2 separate regions of the Homo sapiens genome follow, and region 1 is linked to region 2. A link is a loop called in an ENCODE intact Hi-C map of the cell type or tissue named here. Cell type or tissue: transverse colon. All regions are shown on one strand. Links, peaks and the distances in the headings refer to the core of each region. The heading gives the core; the rest is flanking DNA. Region 1 overlaps LPP (LIM domain containing preferred translocation partner in lipoma). Region 2 overlaps LPP (LIM domain containing preferred translocation partner in lipoma).

Evidence for each region. A loop is a pair of places that touch in the nucleus more often than their neighbours do. Peaks named below come from ENCODE experiments on the same cell type or tissue, not always from the same donor. Only the 100,000 strongest peaks of a DNase experiment are listed, where the experiment ranks them.
Region 1: a loop joins it to region 2, with 2.4 times the contacts of the local background. A loop is called at or near these places in 3 of 110 quality-filtered maps.

The regions. Positions count from the first base shown.
Region 1 is chr3:188,195,026-188,200,406 of GRCh38, forward strand. All of the region lies in intron 1 of LPP (LIM domain containing preferred translocation partner in lipoma), which reads left to right. Among named protein-coding and RNA genes, the nearest start is that of FLJ42393, 19 kb to the left of the region's middle. In transverse colon, for the core only: no CTCF peak of the experiment used is centred there; a DNase peak (open chromatin) is centred at 2,436; H3K27ac peaks cover 5,000 bases.
Region 2 is chr3:188,255,977-188,261,357 of GRCh38, forward strand. All of the region lies in intron 2 of LPP (LIM domain containing preferred translocation partner in lipoma), which reads left to right. Among named protein-coding and RNA genes, the nearest start is that of FLJ42393, 80 kb to the left of the region's middle. In transverse colon, for the core only: no CTCF peak of the experiment used is centred there; a DNase peak (open chromatin) is centred at 3,402; H3K27ac peaks cover 5,000 bases.

The DNA.
Region 1 (5,381 bases), core at 160-5,159, 61 kb before region 2:
AGGTGGGCAGATCACCTGAGATCAGGAGTTCAAGACCAGCCTGGCCAACATGGTGAAACCTCGTCTCTACTAAAAGTACAAAAATTAGCTGGGCGTCGTGGCTTGTGGCTATAATCCCAGCTACTCAGGAGGCTTAGGCAGGAGAATTGCTTGAACCTGGGAGGTGGAGGTTGCAATAAGCTGAGATTGCGCCATTGCACTCCAGCCTGGGCGACAAGAGCGAGACTCTGTCAAAAAAAAAAAGAAAGAAAAAAGAAAGAGGCTGACGAAATTTGTGATTTTTGAAGCAACAGAGGAAATTTAGAAAGAATGAAACTTACGCCGTTAATATTAAGTTATACCAAGGATCTACTCATAATATAACCCAAGACTAGAAACTTAAAGTACTGTATAGTTGATAAAGAGAACGAAGCCGTAGAGAGTTTACTGAATTTCTCAATGAAGTGGCAAGCATCTATCCATCCTTCCATTCATTTTGTCATATTATTAGAAAAAAATACACAGCATGCCAGCTGCCATGTTGAGCCTTGATTCATCAAAGTTAAATTAGAATGACATATGGCAGTTTAGCATTTAAAATGTGGCTAGTTCGAACTGAGATGTGCCGTTAAGTATAACACACCAGATTTCAAAGGCTTAGTATAAAAAGTAATGTAAAATATCTTATTAATAAATTATATGATGTTCATTACTTCTTGGAATGATAATATTTTGGATATATTGGGTTAAATTAAAATGCATTTCTCCTATGATTTCCTGCTTTTTAAAAATGTGGCTGCAGGAAATTAACAATTTCATATGTGGCTTGCATCTTATTCCTTTTGGACAGCACTATTCTAGCTTGTGTCTAGTAGAGGAAGTAAGATTTATACGGACATGCTTTTCTGAGAGCGTGGCATCTCGCTTCTTTACTCCTCTGCCTTTATATTTGTCTCTACTGCCTCACCTTCTTTTGGCTTCTTAACCCATTCTGGTCGGATGGAAGTTGTTCTTGTCCGGGTCTAGAGGGCTCAGATGCATTCCTTTTTAGCAGTGCTCTTATTTGGCATTGGTGGTGCTGTTTCTGTTGACCACTCCCAGTGTCTCTGGATGTTTTGTTATTCCTTTACCTCCCTAGCCTCTCCTTGGGGTTTCTTTGCAGGCTCTTGCTCTCTCTTGTATCCCATAAATACAAGCATTGCAGAGCTTTGTCTCATGACTGCTAGGTGTTTATCTCCAGTTTGGAACTCCTGAACTTCAGGCCCACACTCCTACATGCCTTTTGGACACTCCAGTTGGAAATCCCAAAGTTGCATGGGGCTCACCGTGTCTTTTGGCATTGTTAGCTTGGTGAGTGACATCGCCCAATCCTGGAAACTGGGACTCATTCCGGATGGCTCCTCTCTGTCCTTCACTCTTGCCTCTGACTGTCCTCAGTCTTACAGAGTCAACCACGGTAACACGTCCTGCCCACTTCCCTCCTCCCTCTACCTTTGGAGCCTGTCCTCCATTCAGGCCCTCAGCATCTCTCTCCTGGAGTGCTTCAGCAGTCTCAGCTGGCCTTCTTTTTCTATTCTTACCCTCATCCATCCTATTCTCTCTTTTCTTCCTGAGTGATATTCCAAAAATGCAAATCTGTTCATGCTATGTCCCTGTTTTTAAAATCCTTCAATGCTTTCCTCATTCAGGGCAAATTAAGAATCCTTTGCATGAATTAAGGGACAGGAATGGAAAGAGGCAGGAAGTGGTTTGACCCCTGCCTCTTTCTGTCCTCATCTCACTAATCTCCAAGATGATCTTGTGCTCTAGGAATATACCTGGGATTCTCTGTAGCTCCCGTGACCTCACACATAGTGTTCCCTTGTCTGAAACACCATTGCCCACTCTATCAGTCCTTTCAAGATTTTGCTCTGATACCACCTCTGCCTGGAATACTCCTCTGACTGTTATTGTCTCTGCTTCCTCCATTTTAGGCCATTTGTTGAACTGGGCTGCATTTCCTTGAGAGCAATGGTAATTCTTTATATTTCTGTATCTTCAAATCAAAAATAGGTGTGCAAGTGATATTTGTTGAGCAAATAAATGCCAAATAATAAATTGTATAGATAAGACATTGTGGGAGTTGAGATAAAAATTCTAGCCAGGTAGGGATGGGAGCATGGAGGGTTCAAGGAATGGTGACATTTAAGATTGGCCTTCAATTTGGGTAGTATTGGGTGGGACAGTGCAGAGGAGACCCCTATAGTCATGGTTATTGTGCCATGTTCTGCAGGACTGAAGGATATTGAATAGGCCCATTCCCTGCTCAATACCATCACCACCAGAGTAGAATAAGGATGGTAATCTCAGGAGTCCCTTTGGGCTAGTGTCTATCATTTTCTCCTGAGCTGGGTTATATAACTCGGCAGAGCTTTATTGCCCCAGTACACAGCTGGCATGGCAGGCAGGCACTCCGATCCTTGCTTGTGAGCTGCCTTGGAGGAAGCGAGTGCAGAATGGTTGCCTGCGTTTTCATCTTTACTTCTCCTTCACAGCCGCCTTTCTGTATAGCATAGAGGTGACCTCAGCACCAGAGACAGGAAAGAACACAATGAGTCATCTCAGGCCCTAATGAGGTGCATAAGGGACCCTACTTAAGAGTGAGGGTCAGGTGAGGTCATGCTATGCCTGGGGTGAGTTTTGCCTCGGGGCTCCAGGCGGCACTGGAGCAGAGCTGAGCTAATTTTACCCACAGGAGCTGACTGTGCTGAAGGGCAGGGCTTATGACATTGGCCTTATCATCCTGTGATACCCAGAAAGCTCCCAAGGTGCAACCCCGTTATGTCTGGGCTGTTTTCCCCTCTTCTAGTTAAATACATTTTTCCATTAGGCGTGCATATCGAAAAGCAGGATGCTGAGGTGCAAAGAGCTTTGGATTTGGGTGGAAGGCCACGGAGTTGGATTTGGATCTCGCCCCTACCTTTGACCTTGCACAAGTTACATAATTCGAGTCTCAGTTTCCTCATTTGTAAAACCTCATTCGTATACCTGTGTCCTAAGATTGCTTCTAGGTTTACACACTTGGTGAAACGTAGCAAGCGATTGCTATGTGCCAGTCACTGTTCTAGCTGCTTTATTCATATTGTTTCACTTAATCCTCTAAAGAAACCTATGAGGATGGTGTTATTGTTATCCCTGTTTATAAATAGGGAAACAAATGCACAAGGAGCTTAGATAAGTTGCCCCAGGCCACCAGCCAGTGACAGAGCTGAATTCAGGCCAGTGGCTCCAGGCACCACACTCCTAAACAATATACCTTATTGTTTTGAAATGATAGAAACTTTCCTTGCTATATAGCACAGGCTTAATGTTTTCTAACTACCTGCTGTGTATAAGGGCCTGGGCTTGATGCTGGGTAAGAGAGCAGCATAGCTGTTGTGCTGTTCTGTAGACTTGAATCACATTTGTAGATGGAAGCCCTTGGTCAGCTGAAGGGTATGGTGGATAGACTTTGGTATCTGACATTGTAGGCACTGGGTGGAGTGCTCCTCACACGACCTCTCATCTCATCCTCATAACTTCTTCAATAGTCAGGCATTGGCATGCCCATTTTACAGATGAGGTAATAGAGAGGTAGCATCACCTCCTCACATTTACTTGGTAGACAGAGCGACTGGGGCTGTTGGGTCCCATGTTTATGTTGATTCATTTGCATTCCCCATGAACTGTGCAGTGTCTCAGAGCTATTATTGTTGCAGAACTCACCCCTGCCCTTCTGCCCACCACTGACAACCCTAGAGAAACTGGTGTCCATGAAAAACGTGGGTCACCAGATGAGAAAGTCACATCTGCATGGTCAGAGCAGGCACCAGGTGAAGGTAAAAGAAAGGGCTGGGCTTTGTTCCAATTGTTTATTACTGTGTAGCAAATTACCCCCAAACTCAGTGGTATACAACAATCGTTTAGTATGCTCATGGATTATGTGGATCAGGAACTTGGACAGAGCAAAGGGGGAATGACGCTTCTGTGCTCCACAATGCCTGGGATCTCAGCTGGAAGACTCGAAGGCTGGGTGCTAGAGGGATATGGTTGCTCACTCACTCACATGACATCTGAGACGTTAACCAGGCCTGTTGGTCAGAATATCTACATGTGGTCTTTCCATGTGGCCTGGACTTCCTCACAGCCTGGTGGCTGCTTCCAAAGGGCAAGCCTTGAGAGGAAGGGAGAGAGGGAGAAAGAGAGCGAGTGAGCATTAGCAGGTGCAGGAAGAAGCTGTAGATGCATCATCTCGCTATACTTTATTGGTCGGAGTAGTCCCCAACTCGCTTAGATTCAAGGGGAGAGGCAATAGACTTTACATCTTGGTGGGGTGGCCAAGTTCTGGAAGAGCATGTGGGACGGAAAATTTGCTGGAGCCTTTGTTGGAAAATACAACGGAGGCTCCTTTTGGCCAAAAAGGAGGAACAGACGTCTCTGTGGAGCTGCACGGAGGTAGAGCCACAGGGTATGCAGCAGGCGCACCTGTATGGTGCTGAGTATTCACTGGCAAATCAGGAAAACAAAGGTCAAGCCAGGAATCCTAAGGAAAGGATCAGTAGTTACGCTATAACCATGCTTCATTGTATATGAATTAGCGTTTATATTGTCCATAAACTAGTTTGTGTAACTCTGATTTGCTGATTACATCGACTGCTTATGTAACCCTGGAGTTCTAGGTCTATTTTGGATTTTTTTTTTTTTCTGTGAGATGGGGTTTTCCTGTTGCCTACCTAGGCTGGAGTTCAATGGCGTGATCTTGGCTCACTGCAACCTCCCCCTCCCAGGTTCAAGACATTCTCCTGCCTCAGCCTCCCGAGTAGCTGGGACTATAGGTGCACACCACCATGCCCAGCTAACTTTTGTATTTTTAGTAGAGACGGGGTTTCACCATGTTGGCCAGGCTGGTCTCGAACTCCTGACCTCAGGTGATCCTCCCAAAGTGCTGGGATTACAGCCTTGAGCCACCGCGCCTGGCCCTATTTGGCTTCTTATACTAAACTGAGATATTTTTTGTTCCTTCACAGAGGCAAGGGAGAAGCTTTTAGATATAGACAGACATAGGTCTCAGCCAAATAAATAAAGAATGAGTGATCGGTTAATTTATCTATTTTTTTTTCCCTCCTGCATCTAACAAAGTTCAGGAAAGACATTCTGTATAATTTAACAGGAAAGAGATGCTAACAAAGTTATTGAAAAGACTGGAGCTACTGGGTTTAAGAATTTTTTTTTTTTTTTTTTTCTGAGACGGAGTTTCACTCTTGTTGCCCAGGCTGGAGTGCAGTGGTGCGATCGCGGCTCACCGCAACCTCTGCCTCCCAGGTTCAAGAGATTCTCCTGTCTCAGCCTCCCGAGTAACTGTGATTACAGGCACATGCCACCAT
Region 2 (5,381 bases), core at 288-5,287:
TATTTTTCAAATTTGTTGTTAATAACCAGATATGTACTTTTAAATATAGTGAGCATTTTACTTATAACTTGGAATGGAAAACCTTCTTAAACTACTTTGTACGCTGAGACTCCACCAACTAATTGAAATATAAAGGAATATATTATATTAAGAGTAAGATGCTACAATATTTAATGATGACTGTGAAAGCTAATAATGTATGGGTTAAATAATTAAGAACTTTCAAATAGTTAAACAAGTAGGGAAATTAGTTGGTAATTAATATAAAAATTAGATTAATTAAACCTTAGTTAATGAATATTAGCTAATTGAGGTTATTAAATCTTAGTTATTACAGTTTGTTAGCTAGATAACTTTGGGTTGACCAACACATCTTTTTTCAGCTAACAAGCATTTATAAAAATATAAATTGTAATCTAAGTATTGTTATAGAACTAGATTATACAATAATTATAATTGTTACTGGGTTGTTTGTGGAATGCATTTATGACACCAAACAGAATGACCATTAAGAACCATTTTTAACTTTTAGTTATTTAATTACACTTAAGGTCATCAGTCTTTCAAGAAAAAGCCTATTTAAGATTTTTTTTCACATTTTCTGAAGATAAATTAAAAGTAGAGTGTCTACACTGTCTCTCAACATTTCCTGATCAGGAAAACCTCCCAAATTACGTATAGCAACATCAATGATAAATGATTTTTAACACAGAGAAATTTCATGTGTATTCTTATATCACAAAAATTCAGACGATGATAATGAGAGATTTCAGTCTCAGCTTTGGCTTACTATTGATTTTAACATTCAGTCATTTGGCACTTGGCCCAAGTGGGTAATGGGTGCATATCTATCAGTGGCTCTTCATACATTTGTGCAGGGAGGTACACATGCATACGTGTGGGTGTTTCAAAGTCTAACTGGAATAGGCCTCTCACATTTATCTCCTATTAATTTGCAGATTGTTTCCATGGTCACCATCCAGAAATTTCCCAGTAATCCTTGAGGAAGTTAGGGAGTGTGATACCATTAGGGAGAGGGAATATGTGGCATAGAGACGTGATGGGCATTAGTTGTCTGAGGTTATGAGGTCGTGGTGAAGCCTGATCATGTGACCCCATCTCCATACTCTATGTCCAGTGCTCCAGATCCCATAGACCTGAATCTTAGTTCTGGTGCTAGAACTGTCCCTGATGCACATATAGTAAGACTTTAATTTCCATTTTCCCTGTCTTATGAAAAGAAGTGTTGATAAGCTCATTAATTAGCTTTCTGCTCATAGCTTTTTTCTGACTGCTAATGACTTCTTGAGGATGGGCAGGCTTTGATGAGCTGTGTGGTCCTGGGAAAGCCTTGGTGTCCTCTTTTACCTGCACAGTGAGGGTGACGGTCGTGTTACCTCCTGAGGCCACCTTTCAGCTTTGCCATTCTGTCATTTGACAAAGACTGAATAGAGAAAAGACAAGATTTAACGACAGTTAAAGTCCAAGCCAGTTTGTATTTGCTGAAAGACACAACTGAGGGAAAGGAACTGACATGTAGTTTAAACAGACTGGTTTTTTGTTGACATGGGAAGTGTGAATAATACTTCTTCCTGGTTTATGAGATATGAAATTGGTTGTCTACCTTATCTGTTTCTCACTTTTGTTCTCAGTTCATAGTTTGGTCATGGAATGCAATTTTGAAGACAACTTCAAGTTGTTTTTTTGCTCAGTAATCATAGTAGTATTTACTGTTGTTCACTGGGCACCCAGTCTGTGTACACACATCATTCCTAATCTTAGAAGAAAAACAACGTGCAAGACATGTGTTTTCTTTCCCACTTTGCAAATAAGGAACTGGGGCTCAAAGAGATTAAAAGACTTACTTAAGTTCAATTAGAAAGTGGCAGAGCCAGGATTCAAATGTTGGTTTGCCTAACTGCAAAGCCTATATCCACCTTCCACCCAGTGCTGCTACAGCATTAAAGCCTGTAAATTGAATTCCACACACTCCTACTTTCACCTGTACTATTACAGTGATAAGTAAAACCAGCGCTGAGCCCTACTAACAAGGTGTCCTTGATTTGTGTGCTGATGCTCATGACACTTCTGTGTGGCATCTGCTGACAGGCCCACGGGGCCCAGATGTTCCCACTACAAAGAGCTCATCCTGGACTCCCCAACCAGGGAAAGAGACCTGAAAAGGAACTGGTTTGTGATTAGGGATTATTGTGATACTTGAAGTGAATGGTCAGTCAGTTCTTCCCATTTATTTGAGTTCTTACTTCCCTTCCCTTTGAACATTTCAGTCAAACTTCTAACAGTGACTTTCAACACTGGCTGCGCATTAAAATCACTTGGGGAGGTTTTGTTTTGTTTTGTTTTGAGACAGCGTCTCCCTCTGTCATCCAGGCTGGAATGCAGTGGCATGATTATGGTTCACTGTAGCTGCAACCTTCTAGGCTCAATCAACCCTCCTACTTCAGCCTTGTGAGTAGCTGGGAATACAGGGACACGCCACTACGCCTGGCTAATTCGTATATTTTGTAGAGACAGGGTTTCACTATGTTGCCTAGGCTGGTCTCGAACTCCTGGGCACAAGTGATTCTCCCACCTTGGCCTCCCAAAGTGCTGGAATCATGGAGCTTTTTGTTTGTAAGCATGTCAGCCCTCACCTTCCAGAGATCTTGATTTGAATGGGCTAGGTTGGGGTTCTCGCTATTAGCGCAAAAAAAAGTAAGTACTGAAGGGATTCTAAGATTCGTCTAGAGAAGACGATCACCGCATTAGGGGGCAGAAAGTCCACTTTTCATTATTTTGTTGGTACAGTATACTTTTTTTCTGACTCTATGAACCCTCAATCTTATGATGTTACCATTCCATTGAAGGGTGGGATTTATTCACTGAGAACATTTATATTTTTTTGAGATGTCTTAGGCTGTGGAGAGGGTGTTACAGGGATGGACACAGATGCTGAATTTAGTGGCCCCAGAGAAGAGGAATTAACCACTTTGGATTGGATTATTGGGAGCAACCAAAAGTCAGTGCTGTGGCTTTTGCTGTCTTCCCTTGTAATCTCTTCCCCTCACCAGATTTTCAACACAGAAGGGGTGTATTTTCTAGTTATGGGGTATTCACAATCACATCTAATAATTTTACTCCAGAACATACTATGGCTTGTTTATACTAGCTTGAATATTTGTAGTCTCTTTGATTTTTGTTTGCTAATTTAATTTACTATTGCATATAAAAGAATGGCTTCCATGGAGATAATCACCGTGGCTCCCAGAGTGCATCCAGAGACATTTGCCTTGCTTCTGTGGAAATACACCCAAATTCCCCAGCATGACATTGAGTGTTCACCCCACACCTGACACCAGTCTCTCTTGCTCTAATTAAGGCCACTCTTTACCATTCTTGGGCACCAGCCAGATGAACTATACCCTGGTGTGGGATCTGCCCGATCCTGCTGAGACATTAACTCTGTCCTGAAGCTGTTTGTCCTTCCAGCAGCTAGAAATAATCTTTCCTTTCCTAGAACTTCCACACTGCATTGAGCAGGAACACTTGTAGAACTTCTCACATTGTACCTCAAGGTATTCTTATTTATGCATGTATATAATTTCTCCCCTTCTACTACTGTAAGCTTCTGCAGGGTGGGGCAGCCTCTTCTTAATTTTGATATCTACTGCTGTGCCAAGAATATTGTAGGCATTTCCTAAATTATTTTTCCCCCAGTGTATGTGTTACTTTGTTCAATTCAGCAGTTGTCCAAAGCTAATCTCTTGAGCTATTGGTAGCTTTGGTGAACATTTGGAGAGGACTACTGTGATGGCGTAAAATCCGGTGACCTAGTTACAGAATATCCCCTGCAGGCTCACTGGTAAGGAAGGCTCATGTTTAAACTCAGTGAAAGGAGAGCCTGGCTTATTTATGGTGGTGGTTGTTTACATGTCTTTAAATGACCTTCTTTTTTTTTTAATATAAAGGCAATATATTCTCATAGAAAATTCAGAAACTGTAAACAGGGTTAAAGAAGAAAATAAAAATCAACACTATCACTTTCACCTATTTATTATTCTTATTTTATTTATTTATTTATTTATTTTTAAGGCAGAGTCTCTTTCTGTCACCCAGGCAGTGGCACGATCTCGGCTGACTGCAACCCCTGCCTCCCAGGTTCAAGCGATTCTCCTGCCTTAGCCTCCCAAGTAGCTAGGATTACAGGCATGCACCACCACCAAGTCCGGCTAATTTTTGTATTTTTGGTAGAGACAGGGTTTCACCATGTTGGCCAGACTGGTCTTGAACTCTTGACCTCAAGTGATCCGCCTGCCTTGGCCTCACAAAGTGCTGGGATTAGAGGCGTGAGCCACTGTGCCTGGCCACTTCCACCTATTATTAATGAAACCTGTCCTATTTAACAAAAACGATAATGTGGGGTGTCTTGTGCTTGGAGCTTGGAGAAAGGAATTTGCCTCTGTTTTTTTAATGACTTATGGCAAGGCCAGTATGACCAGTAAGTGGGCTGTTTATTATTATTATTATTATTAATCACCATTGTCACTGATAGAAATTGTCACTATTGTCACTGATAGAAACCAAGATAGAAATTGTCACTATTGCTATAGCCCCAAGAAGGACCTCATGGCTGCATAACGATTGAGCACCTTATATTTACACAATGCTTGGTTGTTGTTTTTTAAGGCAACTGTGACTCAACAACAGCTGTTTGAGAACAGCTCCATCCCAGATGAAATCAGAGGAACCGAAGTTTAAAAAGAAAGTGTTTCTGGGCTGGGCGCGGTGGTTCACGCCTGTAATCCCAGCACTTTGGGAGGCTGAGGCGGGCAGATGGTTTGAGGTCAGGAGTTTGAGAGCAGCCTGACCAACTTGGTGAAACCCTGTCTCTACTAAAAATACAAAAAAATTAGCAGGGCGTGGTGGTGCATGCCTGTAGTCCCAGCTACTCAGGAGGCTGAGTCAGGAGAATCCCGTAGTCCCAGCTACTCAGGAGGCTGTCAGGAGAATCCCTTGAACCCGGGAGGCGGAGGTTGCAGTGAGCTGAGATAGTGTCACTGCACTCCAGCCTGGGCCACAGAGCGAGACTCCATGTTAAAAAAAGAAATGTTTCTGAGCACTAAAGACAATTTGAACAAGGCAGAAAAGTACAAATAGGAAAACAATAATCTTACTAGATTGTTTGTTTTTGAGACAGCATCTCCCTTTGTCATCCAGGCTGGAATGCAGCAGCACGATTATGGCTCACTGTAGCTGCGAACTTCTGGGCTCAATCAACCCTCCCACCTCAGCCTTCTAAGTAGCTGGGACTATTCTGTAGTGATAATCCTTGTTAAAGTTTTGGAAAATACCTTTTTTAGAGTCTCTCTTTCTCTCTACAC